Linked DNA regions of Homo sapiens: region 2 is linked to region 1. Evidence: chromatin loops called from intact Hi-C (ENCODE). Cell type or tissue: heart right ventricle. All regions are shown on one strand. Links, peaks and the distances in the headings refer to the core of each region. The heading gives the core; the rest is flanking DNA.

The links. Peaks named below come from ENCODE experiments on the same cell type or tissue, not always from the same donor. Only the 100,000 strongest peaks of a DNase experiment are listed, where the experiment ranks them.
Region 2: a loop joins it to region 1, with 2.4 times the contacts of the local background. A loop is called at or near these places in 12 of 110 quality-filtered maps.

Annotation. Positions count from the first base shown.
Region 1 is chr9:403,441-411,440 of GRCh38, forward strand. DOCK8 (dedicator of cytokinesis 8) reads left to right here. Exons shown (of 48, transcript NM_203447.4): 27 at 1,478-1,633; 28 at 3,490-3,629. Among named protein-coding and RNA genes, the nearest start is that of DOCK8-AS2, 63 kb to the right of the region's middle. In heart right ventricle, for the core only: a CTCF peak has its summit at 3,988 (motif pointing right); no DNase peak of the experiment used is centred there.
Region 2 is chr9:541,811-554,344 of GRCh38, forward strand. All of the region lies in intron 1 of KANK1 (KN motif and ankyrin repeat domains 1), which reads left to right. Among named protein-coding and RNA genes, the nearest start is that of KANK1, 43 kb to the left of the region's middle. In heart right ventricle, for the core only: a CTCF peak has its summit at 5,300 (motif pointing left); a DNase peak (open chromatin) is centred at 5,278; H3K4me3 peaks cover 2,208 bases; H3K27ac peaks cover 4,966 bases.

The DNA of each region.
Region 1 (8,000 bases), core at 1-8,000:
TAGAAGTCATATGTTTTGGTTTTAAAATAATATATAATGGCATTTACTTATTTTAAGTGGATGTCTAACTATGAATTAATTCTGTAGGCAATATGTCCCACAACACATTGGCTTCTTGTAAAATGGCTGAAAATATGTGTTCATTTAAATTATATTGTTTAGTCTGTAATCCCAGCACTTTGGGAGGCCAAGGCGGGAGGATCACCTGAGGCCAGGAGTTCGAGACCAGCTTGGCCAATATGGTTAAACCCCATCTCTACTAAAAATACAAAAAATTAGCTGGGCATGTTGATGTGCACCTGTAATCCCAGCTACTCGGGAGGCTGAGGCAAGAGAATCGCTTGAACCTGGGAGATGAAGGTTGCAGTGAGCCGAGATCATGCCACTGCACTCCAGTTCAACAGAGCAAGACTCTGTATCTCTCTCTCTCTCTCTCTCTCTCTCTCTCTCTCTATATATATATATATATATATATACATATATATATATGTGTATATATATATGTGTATATATATATATGTATATATATATATATGTGTATATATATATATGTGTATATATATATATATATAGTTTAAAAAACAAACTACTCTTGAAGTGAGTGAAGAGGAGGCATGTCTATCACAAGGATGATGCTTCATATTTCTGTGCTGGGGTGGGGGGTGATAATGATGAAATATTGAGGAGCTCAAGGTGCATCAGCGCCCCTTCCTTCCCCTATTTTGCCTTTAGAGGAGCTGCCTCTGAGTCTGGGTCTTTCAGTTGTTCAGCTTGCCTGGGGGAAGCAAGGGGTCTCTTCCAGACAGTCACCTTTTTCTGCTTTTCATTGCTTGCTTCATGGTTTATTTTTTAAAGGAAGATTTTTCCTAAAAACTCTTCTAGCTTTCTTTCTCTTTCTTCTCCATTTCCTCCTCTCTCAGTCTGGGACAAGCTCCTTGAGTTTTTTGCAGGTACTATGTACTTTGCTAAACAGTTTGATGCCTTTCTCTAGGGAACTGGTTCTACAACTTTCCAATGGGGCCTTTAATTAGAAACTACGAGAGAACACTTGTAGTATAAAAGTCATCTAGTCATATTCTATTAGTTTCATACAGGCTCATATGAGGTCAACTCCTTTCATTTAGTTTCTCGAACATAGTAGAGTTTTTGTAAAATTAATTATGTTACGGTGAAGATGTACCTCAAGATTTTCAGCACAGGCTTCCCATGGTATTAAAGATTTGATAAAGTGGAAATCGGGATAAGAATCCTCATTCTGGACAGCTACTAGGCTAGAATCACTAAGGGGAACAGTAATGAATGAAAATTTATTAGACCTCTCTGTAATGCAGAATTTACCATCTGTTGCACTATCCCATTAGTTTTTATTAAATTGATTGCCTTAACCTGGAGAGAAAGGATATTTTTGTGTCTGCCAACCTCAACTCCACTTACCTTGTAATAAATGTTTCATTCCTCTTTTCATTTTTCTTCCCAGCTGTCAGCCAAGCTCAGTAACCTTCCAACGCTCATTTCCATGAGGCTAGAGTTCCTGAGAATCCTCTGTAGCCATGAGCATTACCTCAATCTGAACCTTTTTTTTATGAATGCTGATACTGCTCCAACATCTCCTTGTCCTTCCATATCTTCCCAGGTAATAAAAGAATTATTTAACTAAAAGAATTATTCAAGCTATTTCATTTAACTAGCTCAGTTTAATCATGTATTTCCTATAAAGGTTAGTCTTATTAATTTGACAAAAAATCAAACAATTCAAACCAGATCAAGTATGCTACCCTGAAGTTACACCACTAGCTAAGAATTAACAATCTAAGTAATTGGTTTCTCCCCAGGCTCAAGGCTCCCTGATCAGGTTAAGTAAAGCCAAGAATCCAATAAGCCCTATGAAATTTAGAAACTCATAGAAAAGTCTCAAATCTTCCTTTGTCTGACATTAGCCAATTGTTATATTATGCAAATAGAGGATTCCAAAGTAAATAAGTTTTGGAAACCATGTATTCACCAGGTTTCTTTGCAGCAGGCCCTCTAAGAGGTTTTAACTTGTTCATGTCAATTGCAAATGCACGAGAAGCAGAAGAGGAAATGGGAGGAGGTGTGCATGATAAGCAGTGATTCCCCAAATGATTTAACATGGAAACCCCACCCCACCTCATACATTTTTTGAAATGTTACTCTGGAATAACTTTAAGAACATGCTGTTTGATAGTCACATTCCATTTATAGGGAACACATCAGTAGCTCAGAGCATCAGGCAAAATTTCTCATTATTAGGTTATATTTCTGTTGCATATTCCTTGATACTAGTACAAAAGTGAAGGCTTGTCTTACTAATTGAAAAAAAAATCTTAGCCATATATGCCATATGGCATGATCCAGATATTAGCTACATGACCATCTTACTGTGAACAGGGAAAGATCTGACTCACAAGCAGCAATTCAAAATGTATAAACTTTTTGCTCCATCCTGCCCAGCAGCTTAAGTCCTAAAACTTCCCTGGACTAAGCTTACCCTAGGTTCTTTCCCACCTTCCCCTTCTGACTGCCCCAGGGAGTGGCCAAACCCAGGGGCCAGGCTCACAAAACCATGAAGGATTTCTAAAGACACTTTAGATGCTCTTAATGAAATATAAAGTGTGCTCCCAGGATACAAATACAGGACAGGAATTACTGAGGACCGGTAAATCTAATACTTCCCTCCCTGACATCACTTGTAGTTCCAGGCCAGCAAAAGTCTGACAATGTGCTTAAGCCAAATTCAGAAGTGTAGCTGAGGCCGGGCACGGTGGCTCACATTTGTAATCCCAGCATCTTCGGAGGCCAAAGGGAGTGGAATACTTGAGGCAGGAGTTACCAGCCTGACCAACATGATGAAAACTCATATCTACTAAAAATACAAAAATGCATCAGGTGTGGTAGTGTGACTGTAATCCCAGCTACTTGGGACGCTGAGGCATGAGAATTGCTTGAACCCGGGAGAGGGAGGTTGCAGTGAGCTGAGACCATGCCACTGCAATCCAGCCTGGGTAACAGAGTGACACTCTGTCTTTCAAAAAAAAAAAAAAAAAAAAAAGAAGGTACCTGAGTAAGCAGGGCCTTAAACAAAGGGGGCATTTGGTTACAGAGGAATTGCCTGTTCCCAGCCCCAGGACTGGGTGAGGTTCTTATTTCTCTGTCCAACTTTTATGCTAGGATTTTTATCTTCAGCTTTTGATTTCAGGTGGGAAAGGGAGCGTCATTCATTTTTCAACAGACCCGGGGTGCTTTATTTTCATCTTTCCCGCTGGGCAGTCTTCTCTCTGTGGGTATGGGAAAGTGCAGTAACCACTCTGTGCCTCAGTTTCCTTGTCCGCCTTATCTGGCACCAGAGTACCTACCTCACTGGGGAGGGCTCACGAAGCCTGGCTGGGGCGAGGACTCAGTAAACACTGGCCATCGCTATTTTCATTCCAGTTCTTGTGGCTCATAAAATGGCTCCTTACGTTTCTGTAGAACTCAAGCTCCTGCTCCAGCTTCCAGGACCAGAAGATCGCCAGCATGTTCGATCTGACTTCCGAGTACCGCCAGCAGCACTTCCTCACCGGGCTCCTCTTCACAGAACTGGCTGCTGCCCTGGATGCCGAAGGGGAAGGGTATGTTTCTGGCATTTAAAATGGAAGATGAAGCCAAAAAAACAGATGTTCTTTAATAAAATTTGCAGTCTAGCTTCTCACACTTGGTAAAAAACTCTACTGTAGTTGACCAGTTCTGAGGAGTAGAAACATCTGTCTTGAGAATATGGTACCCATAAGCACAAGGCACAAGAAAGGCCTTTCTTGTGTAGAAAGGCACCAGGGATGGGTAAGAACTACAAAATGACTTTTCTTGGTCAACTATTTCAGTGGAATTTACCAGTTCTGCTATAGCAGGTTTCCCAAGGATGCTTTGATTAGTGAACTCCCTAGGAGCAAAGCCATTTTTAACAAAGGGGATAGCATGCAGAGGCAACCACAAGATGTCACTTGGTTCAAAGCTGATGAAGGAAATAATGGCTGCTGAGAAGGCAGCTGTCCCATGCCCAGATTAGGTTTCTTGCAGACAGTGCTTCTCAGGCCAAGAGACACCACACATCCAGGGCTTCTGAATCCTTTTACCTCTTATCTATCTGATTACTCAGGGACATGTGGCAGTATCTAGCCTAGAAGTCAACAGACAGAGAGGTAGACCACCCCCTTCTTTCCTTCTCTCCCTATGCTCCGTGAGCTCATGGAGTCAGAAACCCACAGCCTATCTGATTGGACTGAAAAAGATAATGCCTTCTAAAATATTATTCATTCCGTTCAACAATTATTGAATGCCTTCCATGGGACAGACACAGTTAGGTGTTAGAGTACATCAGAGATATATCAGTGCACAAAACAGACAAAATTCGCTGCCCCTCAAGAGCTCACCATCCAGGGACTCAGATTCAAAGATGATTAGGATTGCAAAGTAGTTGAGATTCAACACTTCTGGTGTTTAGATTAGGCATACAGAATTGCAGGAACTTGCCCACTATTCCATAACAGAGAACGAAATCTAAAGCCATGGTCTTCCCAGTCCCTTCCCAGGACCCACTCTCCTATACCAAACCATCTCCCTGCACAGGGAACCTGTTCCCATGACTCCTATGCTAAAGAGGTTTCCAGAATAATGTTTGCTAATTAATGGTAGCATTGCTGTATGTTATGGATGGATTTTTATCTAAATGGAATTTCTCAAGTTCTCTCAAAGTGCTTACAATTTAGTGAAGGAAACAGGAGGTTCCTGCATGAAACAAATACAGGAGCACATCGAGTTCGTGCAACTGCAACAGTCACATGTGTCCCAAGCTATGTACCCAGGCTGACACCGCTGAAGTGACTCTATGTCTGCGTCTCCTGGCAGGATAGTGTGGGGAATCTCATGCTTTTAGCTCTCAATTCTGCCTCCTTCCAGATAAACTGGCCTGAGTATATCCTTTGAGAACTTCACTTTCCATGGCTTCAATTCTATCTTCTCTTCTCAACTCTAACTAAATTTCTCCCAATTATCTCAGTAGAATGTTCTACCCTACAACTAACATAAATTTCCACAGCAACAAAAAGTGCACCGAACACTTATGCTAATAAGTAAGATACTGAGAAGAAAGTTTGAACACAAAGAAAATTGCCTTCATGCACAAACATGTACATACATTTTCTTAGTTGTCCTTTAATAGCAGTACTTTAAGTGATTTCTAGAAACATCTTTAGTATTTACAATAGCGTAGTTTCTATTTTCTATTTTCATTCTAGCTGGAAACAGCCATGACATTCTGTTCTGGATTCCTTGTAAAATTGTTGCTGTTATATTACTAGCAACAAGGTAGAGTATATTCAGAGATAATCATGTAATTATGTTTAATCAGGTAGATACATTCTTCAAACACACACACACACACACACACACACGCACACACGCGCGTGCACATGCACACACACAGTACCCTTTCTCCCCCAAAAGAGTAATTAACAGTGTAACTCCTTTGGCAACACAGTAATCCCTGATTGCTGGGTTGTCAGTTACTCTCCTGGAAAGTCATTAGATACACTGTCACAACTTCATCATGTAAGCTAAAACCTCAGAAAAATGTCATGCTTCAACAATACTTCCTATTGATCAGCACTTCCTTTTTTTTTTTCTTTTGCTTCCAAGACAGTTGGTAGACTTGCCAACACCTGTACATCCATGGGGCAAGGGCCAGAAGGACGCATCTCAGTACCTGAACCCCTAGGGAGCTACAGCTCCAGTTTCCACTGGGTTTCCCTTGGATCTCTGACACCTGGGTATATCCACAAGTGTCTATGCATCGTTAAATCCACAGTGTTTTTCAAGCATTTAGAAATTGTCTATCATCTTTGTGTTAAGCCAGCAAATTGCAATGCCTAATTCAAAACACAACCCATTGCCGGGACCACAGACTAAGAACAAGAAAAACTTTTGAAATGCAATTTACAATTATCTTACTTTAGCCACAGTGCAAGAGTCTGAGTCATTTAAAATTTTGGTTAATATTTTCTATATAACGTTGAATTCTGATGTAGCCTTATTTTGTTTGAAAGAAAAAAATGTATATATATGTATATATTTTTTAAATCTGGATTCTTTTTTTATTATTATCATACTTTAAGTTCTAGGGTACATGTATACAACATGCAGGTTTGTTACATATGTATATATGCGCCATGTTGGTGTGCTGCACCCATTAACTCGTCATTTACATTAGGTATATCTCCTAATGCTGTCCCTCCCCACTCCCCCCACCCCATGACAGTCCCCGGTGTGTGATGTTCCCACCTATGAGTGAGAACATGCGGTGTTTGGTTTTCTGTCCTTGCGATAGTTTGCTGAGAATGACGGTTTTCAGCTTCATCCATGTCCCTACAAAGGACATGAACTCATCCTTTTTTATGGCTGCATAGTATTCCATGGTGTATATGTGCCACATTTTCTTAATCCAGTCTACCATTGATGGACATTTGGGTTGGTTCCAAGTCTTTGCTATTGTGAATAGTGCCGCAATAAAAGGATTATAAATCATGCTGCTATAAAGACATATGCACACATATGTTTATTGCGGCAAGATGTATATTTTTAAAATTGAACATCTATGACTAGGTTCCAGATACTCCACTATATATTTTATTTACTTTTTATTATAGTATAATTTATATAAAGAACCTGAATCCTAAGTGTAAAGTGCGATTAATATTTCCTGTGAATATATTTGAGTAACCACCAGTCAGATAAAAAATATAATATTCCATTATCCTCTCTCAGTTACAGGCCCCCCTCAAGTAACCACTATTCTGACTCTTATTATTAGAAATTAATACTGCCTGTTGTTGAATTTCATAGTCTTTTGCTGAATGTTGTGACTGTGACATCCTTTAGTGTGGTCGCATGTGTCAGTATTCATTTTTTTTCAACTGTATGTCATATTCCTTTGTCTACTATAATTTCTCTTCTGTAAATTGACATTTGGGCTGCTTTCTATTTGTGGGTATTGGGTATTATGAAAACAGCTGCCGTGAACATGCCTGTGCATGGTTTTGGGTGGACGTTAGAACTCATTTCTTTGGGGCTATAAATACAGCCTATTTTTTATTTTAATATACTGCTCTTGAATAGTTTAATAAATATGTGTACATGGTCTTAACAAAATGTCAAAAGAATATACTCTGAGCTAGGAAAAGAAGAGCAAACAAGTCAAAGCAGGAAGATGGCAGGGAATAACAAAGGTGATAGCCAAAATAAATGAAATAAAGAATAGAAAAACAATCACGGAAATCCGCAAGATGAAAAGCTTGTTATTTGAAAAGAGCAACAAAATTCACCAATCTTTAGCTGAGCTGACCAAGAAAAAAGGAAGAAGACTCAATTACTAAAATCATAATTGAAAGATTCAACACAATCATATCACAAGAGACCTTACAGAAATAAAAAGGATTATAAAAGAATACGATGAACAATTGAAAGCCATCAAATTGATAACCTAGATTAAATGGATAAATTCCTTAAAAGGTACAAAGTACTAAAATTGACTCCAAGAAGATATAGAAAATCCAAATAGACCTACAGAAGTAAAAAGATTGAGTTAGTAATCAAACTTCCCACATACACCTACTATGTACCCACACAAATTAAAAATTTAGGCTGGGCGCAGTGGCTCATACCTGTAATCCCAGCACTTTGGGTGGCCAAGGCGAGTGGATCACCTGAGGTCAAGAGTTCAAGACCAGCCTGGCCAAGGTGATGAAACCCCGTCTCTACTAAAAATACAAAAATTAGCTGGGTGTGGTGGCGGGAACCTGTAATCCCATCTACTCGGGAGGCTGAGGCAGAAGAATCATTTGAGACTGGAAGGCAGAGGTTGCAGTGAGCCAAGATCATGCCAATGCACTCCAGCCTGGGCAACAAGAGCAAAACTCCATCACAAATAATAATAATAATAATAATATATT
Region 2 (12,534 bases), core at 1,728-9,727, 140 kb after region 1:
CGGGCGCGGTGGCTCACGCCTGTAATCCCAGCACTTTGGGAGGTCGAGGCGGGCGGATCACGAGGTCAGGAGATCGAGACCATCCTGGCTAACACGGTGAAACCCCGTCTCTACTAAAAATACAAAAAATTAGCCGGGCGTGGTAGCGGGCCCCTGTAGTCCCAGCTACTCGGGAGGCTGAGGCAGGAGAATGGCGTGAACCCGGGAGGCGGAGCTTGCAGTGAGCCGAGATCGCGCCACTGCACTCCAGCCTGGGCGACAGAGCGAGACTCCGTCTCAAAAAAAAAAAATGAACAGAGGACCTTAATAGAAATTTCTCAATAGAAGACATACAGATGACCAACAGATACATGAAAAGTGCTCAATATCACTAATCAGGGAAATGCAAATTAAAACCACAGTGAGTGGCCAGATGCAGTGGCTCATGCCTGTAAATCCCAGCACTTTGGGAGGCCGAGGCAGGCAGATCACTTGAGGTCAGGAGTTCAAGACTGGCCTAGCCACATGGCAAAACCTCGTCTCTACTAAAAAATACAAAACCACAGTGAGGTATCATCTCACATCTACTAGAATGGATATTATCAAAGGCAAAAGGTAACAAGTGTGTTGGGAAAATGTGAGATAAAGGGACCCTCTTAGACTGTTGATGAGAATGTTAGTACAACCAATATGGAAAATAGTATGAGTATGGAAGTTCTGCAGAAAATAAAAACTGAACTTCCATATGATCCAGCAATCCTACTTCTGGGTATACATCCAAAGGAATTGAAATCAAAGAGATACCTGTACTTCTGTGTCCCTCGCAGCATGATTCACAATAGTCAAGTTATGGAGACAGTGGAAGTGTTCATCAGTAGATGAATGGGTAAAGAAAATGTGGTATATGTGTACACTGGAATACTCTTCACCCTTACAAAAGAAGAAATCCTGTCATTTGCAGCAATATAGATGAACCTATTCATAAATGAAATAGCCAGGCACAGAAAGACAGATACTGCATTTTCTCACTTATATGTGGTATCCAAGAAAGTCAAACTCTCACAGAAGCTGAGAGCGGAGTGGTGGTTGTCAGGGGCTGGGAGATGAGCGGTGCTTGGGAGGGCGTTGGTTAAAGGTAAAAAGTTTCAGTTAAGTTAAATATGTTCTGGAGATCTATTGTACAGTGTGGTGACTGTAGTTAATGTATACTTGGAAATTACTAAGAGATTAGCTCTCAAATGTTCTCACCACAAATAAGTGCGAGGTGGGTATGTTAATTAGCTAGATTTAATTTCACGAGGTCTATGTACATCAAACCATGTATATTGTAAATATATACAATTTTTATTTTTTAATTATAACCTTAATAAAAGTGGGAGGAAAAGTGATAAACGGTAATAAGCCCTTAAAGGTAATAAGTTAACTTGTCACCCAACGTATTTATTAATTTTTCTATACAATGTAATGTGCTTGGAGAACATTGAGGCCGGGCACGGTGGCTCATGCTTGTAATCTCAGCACTTTGGGAGGCCAAGGTGGGCGGATCACTTGAGGACAGGAGTTTGAGACCAGCCTGGCCAACATGGTGAAACCCCATGTCTATTAAAACTACAAAAAAAAATAGCTGTGCATGGTAACGGGCGCTTGTTATCCCAGCTACTCGGGAGGCTGAGGCAGGAGAATTGCTTGAACCCAGGAAGTGGAGGTTGCAGTGAATCAAGATCACACCATTGCACTCCAGCCTGGGCAACAAGAGTGAAACTCTGTCTCAAAAAAAAAAAAAAAAAAAATTGAAAATCCGCAAGCTTCAGAAGACACACTACTGCGTGTTTGTCCTTCTACGGAAGTCAGTACAGATCTCAATGACTTGTTCTCATTTCACCAGAAAATGACCATTGTGCATTATGCTGTCAGTGCAGATGGAAAACTAGCAGCAGTTTACAAAGTTTCCACTTGAAAAAACATAACTCTAATTGATTTAAAAAAGTAGTTGATTGTTGCAAGACTTGACATTTCTCTAGTTAATTTCTATGCCTGTTGTTTTGCCCCTTACCGTCTTCAAAATCTGAATCCAAATCCAGGGCTTCTCTATTAGGAGGCTCCATATCATATCTCTTTAATCCTGATAATTTCTCAGTTTTTTGTTTCCTACCTACCTGGCTATTTTCTTACGCTATCTTTATTTGCTTAGTAAATATAACATTTCATGTTCTATTTTATTTTATTTTATTTTATTATTTTATTTTTTATTTTTGAGACAATGTTCTGTTGCCCAGGCTGGAGTGCAGTGGCATGACCATGGCTCACTGCAACCTCCATCTCCTAGGCTCAAGTGATCTTCCCACCTCAGCCTCCTGAGTAGCTGGGACCACAGGTGTGCACCACCATACCCGGCTAATTTTTTTATTTTTTGTAGAGACAGGGTTTTGCCATGTTGCCCAGACTGGTCTCGAACTCCTGGAATCAAGCAAGCCACCCCCCACTTGGCCTCCCGAAGTGCTAGGAGTACAGGCAAGAGCCACTGCACCTGGCCCTGTTAACTTCTTATGTCATTTCCCCACTTTAATATATTTGAGGGCTAGTTCTGTGTCATGTATGTATTTTAACATCACTACCGCATCTGGTGCAGAGAGGGGCATTCTGTAGTCTTCGTACTTCTTATCTTCACTATTGCTGATGAGCCATAACAAATTTGAGATGAGCAATTAATAGATGGACCGGCCAACAAACACTATGTGGAGGAATAAGTGAGGCCAAAGCTGATGGATGATGCAAAGTGAGGACGTAACATATTTCGCTGGGGAACCAGACAGATATGCAGAGTAAGCGCTCTGATAGGGGAAGTACGGGCTGTTATGGGCGCTTCATACTGGGAACATTAATGGGAGGTGGAGGTCGTAGTTGAAGCTGAAACCTGTTGGGTGAGGTGGAGTTCGCCAGGTGAAGTGGTAGACTTGGGGAAGAGGAGAGGAGGGGGAGCATCCTGTGTTTAGAACCAAAGAGAGTTTAGTGTGTGATTATTGGGTGGGGGTGGGAGGGTAGGTCATAAAGGGCCTGGTAAACTGTTAAGAAATTTTAAACTTTATCTCAAGAGTTGTGGGAAATCACTGGCAAGTTTTAAGTTGGTAGGTGAAGTGCTGGCTGGAGGAATCCCTCCAGCTTGGGTATGTGAGGATGGCCTGAGAACGGAGGCACCTGCAGTAATCCCCCAGTGAGAGACACTGTAGCCTGAGCTGACCTTGGGGCTAGAAAAAGGGGACAAATGGCGGCTGAGGAGGAGAATCTCTGTGAGTTGATTGAATGGGGAGAGGCAAACATCAAGCCCAGTGCCCAGACTTCTGGGAGGATCTGGCTGCTACTCAGTATGGCGGTTGAGGAGGAGAATCTCTGTGAGTTGATTGAATGGGGAGAGGCAAACATCAAGCCCAGTGCCCAGACTTCTGGGAGGATCTGGCTGCTACTCAGTGAAAGGAAGCCTGGGAGGTTTGGGAGGGCAGATGGATGAGCTCATTTATGGACAGATTGAGTTCAAGCATCTACAGATCATTGAAGGGGAAATGTGAGCTTGAACCCTGCATTTGAAGTTCAGAAAAGAGAAAGAGCAGAATGAATTGAGTTCTGGGAGTCTTTCCCATGTGGATAGTAACTGCAGCGGATGAGGTGATAAGATCACCTAGTTAGAGGTGGGGGAGCAGAAGAGGGCTTAGGGCAGAACTCTGAAGAGCAACCTGCAAAGGAGACTGAGGAGGAATGGACAGAAAGGGTGGAGGAAATCTTCATGGGTGCTTTTCAAGGAGGCAGTGGTTACCAGCATTAGCTCCTGCAGAGCCAAGAGAATTGAGTCATTTTGCTGGGCTTAGCAACAAGAACTTTCAGGGACTTCATGGCAGCGTGACAGCATATGGAGATGCAGTACTGTTGGCCTGTACAGAGCCTTTTTTTTTTTTTTTTTTTTTTTTTTTAAATTCCCTGAGATGTAGTCTCGCTGCTCTGTCGCCCAGGATGGAGCGCAGTGACTCGATCTCGGCTCACTGCAACCTCTGCCTCACGGGTTCAGGTGATTCTTCTGCCTCAGCCTCCCAAGTAGCTGGGATTACAGGCATGCACCACCATGCCCGGCTAATTTTTTTGTATTTTTAGTAGAGACAGGGTTTTGCTATGTTGGCCAGGCTGGTCTCGAACTCCTGACCTCAAGTGATCCACCCGCCTTGGCCTCCAAAGTGCTGGGATTACAGGTGTGAGCCACCACACCCTGCCAGTACAGAGCCTTTGAAGACATTAGAAAATGTGTGCCTTTCTGGATGGACACAGTCCCTGGCTTGGTGAGTGGACCGTGCATGGGACTTCAGCTCTTATGTGCCACCTTAGCTGGGTGCACTTGTTTAGTGTGCAGAATACACCTTCCATGCGTGGTGGCCTAGGATATATCTGCACTTCTCAATCGAAGGCAATGTTGCCTCCCAGGGAATATTTGGCAATATCCGAAGAAATTTATGATTGTTATAGCTGAATCAGAGAGGGTAGGTGCTACTGTCATCTAGTGTGTAAAGGCCAGAGATGCTGCTAAACACTCTGCAGTGTCCAGGACAACCCCTGACAACAAAGAATTATCCAGCCCCAAACACCAGTTGTGCTGAGAAACGCTGGTGTCTGTGACCCTTTCAGGCTCATGGGAAAAGGCGGTCAGAGAGGGTGATAGCTGGAGGTGGGTGGACCTGAGAACAGGCTCCTTACATACTTTGCTGCAGTCTCATTTGCTTGTGGCAGTTTTCACCTTGCCTCTCCTACCTCTCTACCATAGAACTCTTACTCATCATGTTATAGGTTTTCATTTGTTTATTCTTATGTAGCCATTTTCACTATTCCCTCTCCCACCCCCACTCCCCCAAGCAGTAAATTCTGTAATGCAAGGCAATCTTGTGTCCTTATTTCTGTTTCTGGGCACACTGTAAAACATCTGTATTTTAATAGTATCTGTCAGGAAATTCTATTTTGGCAACCAAGTACGGGCTAATCTAAAGTAGCCCATACTTGAGTGCTATGTTGATAAGGCTCTAATGCATAGTTAGCCCCTTGACTGTCAGGCTTGGAAAAAAGACAGGAAGTATTCCTTGTCTTTGGAAATGAGCCTACTCTGGCTTTGGGAAGGAAAGAGTACAAATGGTTCTCACCAGATAGGGTTGCAGCAGCTCTCCCAGCATTTTGGGAACAAATCAGGTCATTATCTCAACAATGTCAAAATTGTGTTCCCAGATCGGTTGTTGTTTGAAACATTTGGGGCTGATGCGGAGGAGGAGAATTAATTAGCAGCTCCCTCTGTTGGTGTTCTTTTTCAGCCTTCTCACATTGCAGCACGAGAGTCCCTTAGACATGCTGGCTGCTCATTTGATAATCTGTGTTTTGCTCAGTACAAAAGGTTGCTGGCTAAGTTTTGTGAGCCCCTCTAACGTCAGGCTGGCAGTATCTTGGGTTCAATTAACAAGAAAGTCTACAGTAACATTTTGTCAATGGGGAAGGACTTGAATTCACAGAACTGTCTCGGAAAGCCCTGGGTAAGTTTGAAGAGCAAAGTTGCCTTTTCTGTTTTCAGAAATATTTTACCCCGCAACGATGTGTAAATCTAAAGCCTGTGCAAGAATGAAAACGAGCTTGAGTATTAAGATTTGGCACAGTGTGTGCAAGCAATGAGACTGGGTTAAAAACAGGAAGTGTCTTAATTTAAAGATGGTGATGGGGAGACGGATTAAAATAAACTGCTGGCCATGTTGAATCTGAGATAGGCAAGCCTTGGTTGTGGGCACATTCCCTTCTGAATTACTCTATGCAGATATATTTTAGGCCTCTTTCTATTAAATTGTCTTTCACATGGTTTCAAAGATAGGGCTAGTGATAAGAATTCTCTTCCTGCATGGTGGGTACCATTATATAAACGGTATGAGCATGCTTTTCTTGTGTCTCTGTATAACTGCTTGGTCTGGCACTCCACAAAATAGTAAAACACATTTCTGCAGTGGACTAGCCCATGCTGTGAAAGAGGAAGGTGGTGGTGGACAAAAAGTGGTAAGTTTTAGGCTGAAGGATGTTGATGTTAAACTTTATTTCTGATTATGGCAGTCTTTCATCATGTAATTTAAGAAGCCTGAGATCATCTGACTTTTTTTTATGTTTTTTTTCTTTAGGACTGCAGGAAGTGTTGATAAACATCTGTTTAAGTTGTCTATACCATGAAATCCATAATCTTCCTTCATAACTATGATAGCATATGGTTTTCTATAGTTAGGAAAACTATTTCTCATGTATTTCATGGTTTGGCCAAATCCTTTTATTACATTAGTACTAAAAAATTCCTTAGGATTTCTAGAGAAAATAATATGTATTATGGATAAATAAGGGAAAGTAAGATAATTCTTAAACCTTAGTATCAGCAGTCATTCTAAACCACATTACACATCTTCAGTAAAAGTGGTTACAAAAGATTTTTCTCACTTCAAAAGATCCGCCAGGGAAGAGTCCCAGCTTTTTCTTGGTGTTATTTTAGGTATTAACTCAGGAGGGCTTCCTGAAGGTTTGTCAGTGAGATAGTTGGGGGGTTCCTGAGCTTTTTATTGTTGTACGTGAACTTGGTACTTACTTCTTTGGCTTTTAAACTCTCAGCAGCACGTACAGATGCCCTCACATGCTTTCTGGGATGACTTTAACGCTAAATAGCAGGGGTGTTTCTCAAGAATGTTTAAGAAAAGAAAGCAGACATTTGTTTGCACAAACAGATATTTGTGACTTCTGTGAAAAAATTCCAATAGTTGTAATATAGGAAATTTTTATAAACAAACACCCCTACCAACTAACCCATCGTGTATTTTTATGTGTGTATAGAAAAAATGAAAGGATATACTAAAATGTTAATTGCATAGTTTCTCTGGGAATTGAATTTAATTAAAATTTTTTTATCAAGATTTTTAAAGTTTTATAATGACCACGTTATGTTTATGTAATAAAAATAAAATAGAGGCTAGGCACAGTGGCTCACACCTGTAATCCCAGCACTTTGGGAGGCTGAGATGGGAGGATTGCTTGAGTCCAGGAGTTCGAGACCAGCCTGGGCAGCATAGTAACACCCTATCTTTATTTTTAAAAAATAAAATAAGAGAGGGGGACAATAAATGCAAATATATAAATGACAGAAATTTTATGGTCTGGTCAAAGAACTATCATTGCATGAAATTATAGATATGGTCATGTAAGGTTACCTTTTTTCATTATAATTCCACCAATAATTCTAAAGTTTCTTTTCTTTTTTTTTTTCTACTTCTTCCACAGAAAAACAGGACAAAGAAACCTGTGTGAATTTTCAGCTTTTCACCTTCTCTGATTTTATTTCTTCCTCACTCTTCCTTTGACAGTCCTCGCAGTCCGCCTGAGAGAGTAGAGAAGACCCCCTCCCAGAACCTTCCTGTAAGGTCTCCCCGCTGACTTCCTGTAGTGGATGTGACTGTGTGCCAGGTGCCTGCCGAAGACCCCTGTCACTGACTGTGCCCTTTGGGAAAGAGTCAACAATGGCCTCCTCCTATGGCTGACTTCGTTCATGTTCAGGCTCTCCAGCTTGCTAGTGAGAATTGCCAAGGATTGGTTCATGGCAGGATAGAACTAAACTGATAGATGAAAGCTCCACAGTGCTTCAAGACGGGGTCCCGTTCATGTTAAGCAGTTTTCCTTCCTTCAAAATAAAAAACTAGCAGTCCTTAGGGAGGACAGTTTTTTCCTTCCTTTTCCTATTCTGGCTCCAACAGCTGTCTCAACACAGCCCGAGATGGGGAGCAGCCTGGCTTCCACCGGCAATAGCTGTATTGTGGGAGTGTGAAAGAGAAGCCACCTTTTCCTCCCTCTGCCCAAGCCACCTGGCCCCTTTGTCCTTTCTCCTCCTCGTCCTCTGAGGTATGAGTGGCTGTGACTGTATGACATAGGAACTATGAAGCGGGGTGAGGGGACGGTTTGGTGCGTAAATCCTCACGCAGGTGGCGGTTATTGTCTGTGTGGAGGAAATAAGCCCGGTTCTTCCTGGGACTGCTTTCATTTCCCTCTAGCTTCCAGAGGGTAAAATGAACCTTAATGGAGGTTGGGGGGTGGCACGCACAAAGTCCTGGGTTGAGGGGGCAGTGGTCAGAAAGTTCCCTAGGGTAATATACAAAGGAGAATTAACACTGGGGACACTGAGGTGGGTTTTGGTCCTTTCCACATAACTGACACCTTTCAAAGCAAGGACTTGCTTTCTCGTGAGGAATGTCAGCAGTCGCAACACCACTGGGTTGGATGCAGGATAATTATTCAGAATCACGAGTTACCTGTTTGCAAGCAATCACATTGCAGGTGGGATAAATAAGCAGACAGTCTGTGGTAGGTTCCCCCACCCCAACCGCCTCCCCTCCCCCCAGGGATACTGTAATTTTAAGTATTGTTTTGGATATTGGTAATTCTAAAGCTCCAATCTTAACTGGGTTTTATGAAAGCCGTTATAGGGTGTTTATTACCAAAAAAACCTCCTTCTTATTTAATAATACAGTGCCTAGCCACTCCTTTTTCCCTGCATCCGTACATGAAGCCTGATTGCAGATCTCGAACAGTATATTTCTTTGAGCTAAACAGCAAGAACAGATAAGGTATCTTATCAAAACACCACGCCAGGTGGCGTGGCTCACAGCTATAATCCCAGCAATTTGGGAAGCTGAGGTGGGAGGATTGGTTGAGGTCAGGAGTTTGAGGCCGCAATGAGTTATCGCGCCACTGCACTCCAGCCTCAGCAACAGAGGGAGACCCTGTCTCTAATAAAACAAAAACATTACACCATTGTCAGAAAGTGATTTGTTCTTCTTTGTTGGATTAAATTCTCTCACGTGCAAGGTAGTGGCCAGCAGCCTAAGAAGATACACAAGCTCTTCACTGTAGATGTTTGGCGGTGTGGGAGTTACAAGGTTAATTATGAGCGTAAGGCCCAGGCATCTTTTCTTCCTAACAATTTCATTTCATCCTATTTCTTTTTCCATTCTTTCTCCGAACTGTCTATACTTTATTAAAGTCTTCTTTTTCCCAGACTCCAGAATAATTTCCTGTGATATGTTTTAGCAGTTTCTCCAGGAAAAGGCTCCAGGAGTCTTTAAATCCAGCCCTCTTTCTGCTGTATCTTTGTGCCTCACATCTTGAGAGAAGTTGAGTGGTAGAAAGTAAAGGAAAGCAGAAAAAGAGATGGGTCAGGGAGGAAAGCCAAGATGGAAAATGGATGGGAATGAATGAGGAACATGATGTGGGTTGGGGTGTCAATTCATGGTTAATACAACATGTGTGGCTCAGTATAACCAGATTGTCATAAGAAGCTCAGGCAGCTCTCCCCCTCTGTTGCCTGGGGCTTTTCGCAGTTACAATAAAAGTGGAAAGATGAAGAATAAGGGCAAGCAGAAGACACACACATTTGCCTGTTTCCCTCTTTTTGTCCAGATTGAGTAGATGGGAGGCAGGGCTGTTACCCATGATGGTGTTTCATACCAGAGTCAATCTACTAGTTTGCTTGGTTTTATAGGCGTGATTCCCAAATTTTGAATCTGAAGTTAGCTGTCAGTTTAAATTCAGAGGGTCCGCAGTTGTTTTTCAGGTTTTTCTTGATTCTGCCTTTGGAAACCAGGAAGATGTTGAATTTACTTTTCATCTGACAATATTGCACATCTGTGAACCCAACTGATCTGAAAGTGTTTACCTCTTAACTCTGTGAAGTTAGCTGGTTATTCTGGATGGCTGGGACAATGGTGAGGACCGTTTATAATGGTTACTCTCACCTGTGCTCCAGACGCTCCACTTGGTGCTAGAAATACAGCAGTGAACAGACATGGTTCTTGCCTCCACACAGCTTGCAGTTTAGTAGGGCAGACTGACGACATTAAAAAGATACCATCGGTGTTGTTATAATGGTGATAAGAGTTACAAAATAAGGGGCCAGGTGCAGTGTCTCACACCTGTAATCCCAGCACTTTGAGAGGCCAAGGCAGGAGGATTGCTTGAGCCCAGGAGTTGGAGACCACCCTGGGCAACATAGTAAGACCTTGTTTCTACAAAAAAAAAAAAAAATCAAAAATTAGCTGGGTGTGTTGATGTGCACCTGTGGTCCCAGCTACTCAGGAGGCTGAGTTGGGAGGATCACTTGAGCTCAGAAGGTCAAGGCTGCAACGAGCTATGATCGCACCACTGTATTCCAGCCTGGGTAAGTGAGACCCTGTCTCAAAAAAACAAAAATAAAGGGAGCATGTAACAGTAGGATCTAATCTAGCCTAGGCAAGTACGGCATTCTTGAGAAGTGACTTAAGACCTGAAGGACTGATCGAATTGTCTGTGTGAAGATTGGCAGCGGGTGCTCTGAGGGGGAAAAGCGGAAATAGCATATGCAGACACCCTGAGGTAGAAAGGGAGCTCTGGCCTGCTTGTGTGATTACTGTGGGAGAATGAACAGGAAGAAGACGAAAGTAGAAGCAAGAAGACCAATTAGGAGGTTCCAAGGACCTGCCTAACTAAGGTCAGTTAGCCGGTGATTGCCCAAGCCAAGACTCAAACTCATTTTTATGAAGGCCGCACACCCTCATCTCCTCAGCAGTTGTTAAACAATATTTGATAATGGTGTTCATGTCAACCTGGCACATGTCTAGAAGATTCTTAAGTGACTTTTTCTTTTCACATGGCTTTTTGACCTTTTAAATATAATATGTTTTAATATGACGTTATTAGCTGCACAAAGGAAGGGAACTGCTCATTTGAATGAACCAGAAGAAACTTGGAATTTTGCCTGCCTTCTGCTTCAGCCCTGCCAAAATGTAATTTCTTTAATTCATCAAATCACATTCTTGACTAATCTGCTCAAGTCTGTACTATGCCTTGGCCTTTTTCCCTGTGACAATTTAGGGATCTTTAAAGAAAATATTTTGAAATGTTTTCTCTTGATCAGGGTGCTTGTGGTTAGGTATTGCATACACTGCTTTTATTTGCAGAATGAGCTATTTTTCTACCATGTGATCCTTTGTTAGAAATGAACATGATTGTGGCTGGCCGCAGTGGCTCACGCCTGTAATCCTAGGACTTTGGGAAGCCAAGGCAAGAGGATAGCTTGAGCCCAGGAGTTTGAGACCAGCCTGGGCAACATAGCGAGACCCCTTCTCTACAAAAAAATTAGAAAATTATCCAGGCCTGGTGGCACACACCTGTAATCCCAGCTACTTGGGAGGCTGAGGTGGCAGGATCGCTTGAGCCTAGGAGGTTGAGGCTGCAGTGAGCCATGATTGTGTTACTGCACTCCAGCCTGGGTGACAGACAGCGAGACCCTGTCTCAAAAAGAATGCAATTGTAATTTTGTCACCTTTATTTAAAAAAATCATTTATCAGGTGGTTGCAATGAAAAGCAATTTAGTTGTTTACAACCTCTACCTTCCAGGGACTTAAGTGTGTTCAGAAGTATTTAAAATGAAATAATTATCTTAGCTAATAATGATAAAATTACTGTGGAGCATTGAGGGCTACTTTGTGCCAGGCAATCAGCTTTAAACACCTTTGATTTTCTCCCTATGATGAGGGGTATACTGTGATTTTTATTAAACATTTGGGGAAACTGAGGCTTAAAGTGGCTGAGTTTTCTAAGAGCACGCAGGTGGAAAGTGATCAAGCTGAGTCCTCAGCTTCATATCTTCTCAGGGTCCTTGATCTTCCGCACCCTGTAGTTCTGGTTCATTTTAGGCAATTATCAGAAGTCACCTCAAATGCCAAGAACCTGTGTAACACAGGGGATGAAGTAAATGTGAGCAATGTAATGAAGCGTTTCCTTATAAACTGTTGTAAGGATTTTGTTCCAGAGATGAAGTATGAGAAAAATATAAGCCAATTGTTCAGTTTCATATTAGTCACCCTCTTCTACTGAACTTTGGTAAATTCAAAGCTTCCCTCTATACGAATTTACTTTTATAGGAATATTACAAAATCTATACTAAGAAATATTAGAAAATAACCTGTACTTAATAGGTTTAATGGAAATTAAACCCAAATATAATGGAAATCTGAATGAATGCTCATTTAAAAAAATATAATTTATAGCAGTGGTTCTCAAACTTTAGCGTGCATTTGGGTCCTCTGGAGCATTATGTTAAAACACAGATAGCTGGGCTCCAACCCCAGACCTTCTGATTCAGGAGTTCTGGGACTGGCGTACAAATGTACATTTTTGACAAGTTACCAGCTGTATGAGGGTTCTCCAAAGAGACAGCATAGGTATATTAGGAAGGAGATTCATTATAGGAATTGGCTCATGTGATTACGAAGGCCAGGAAGTCCCAGGATGTTCCCCAAGAAGTCTCAAGATCTGCCATCTGCAAACTAGAGAACAAGAAGGCCATTGGTGTAATTCAGTCTGAGTCTGAGGGCTGAGAACCTGGGAGCACCTGGCGTAAGTTTCCATCTCCATCTGAGTCTGAAGATCCAAGAACCAGGTGCGCTGATGTCTGAGGGCAGGAAAAGATAGAAGTTCCAGCTCAAGCA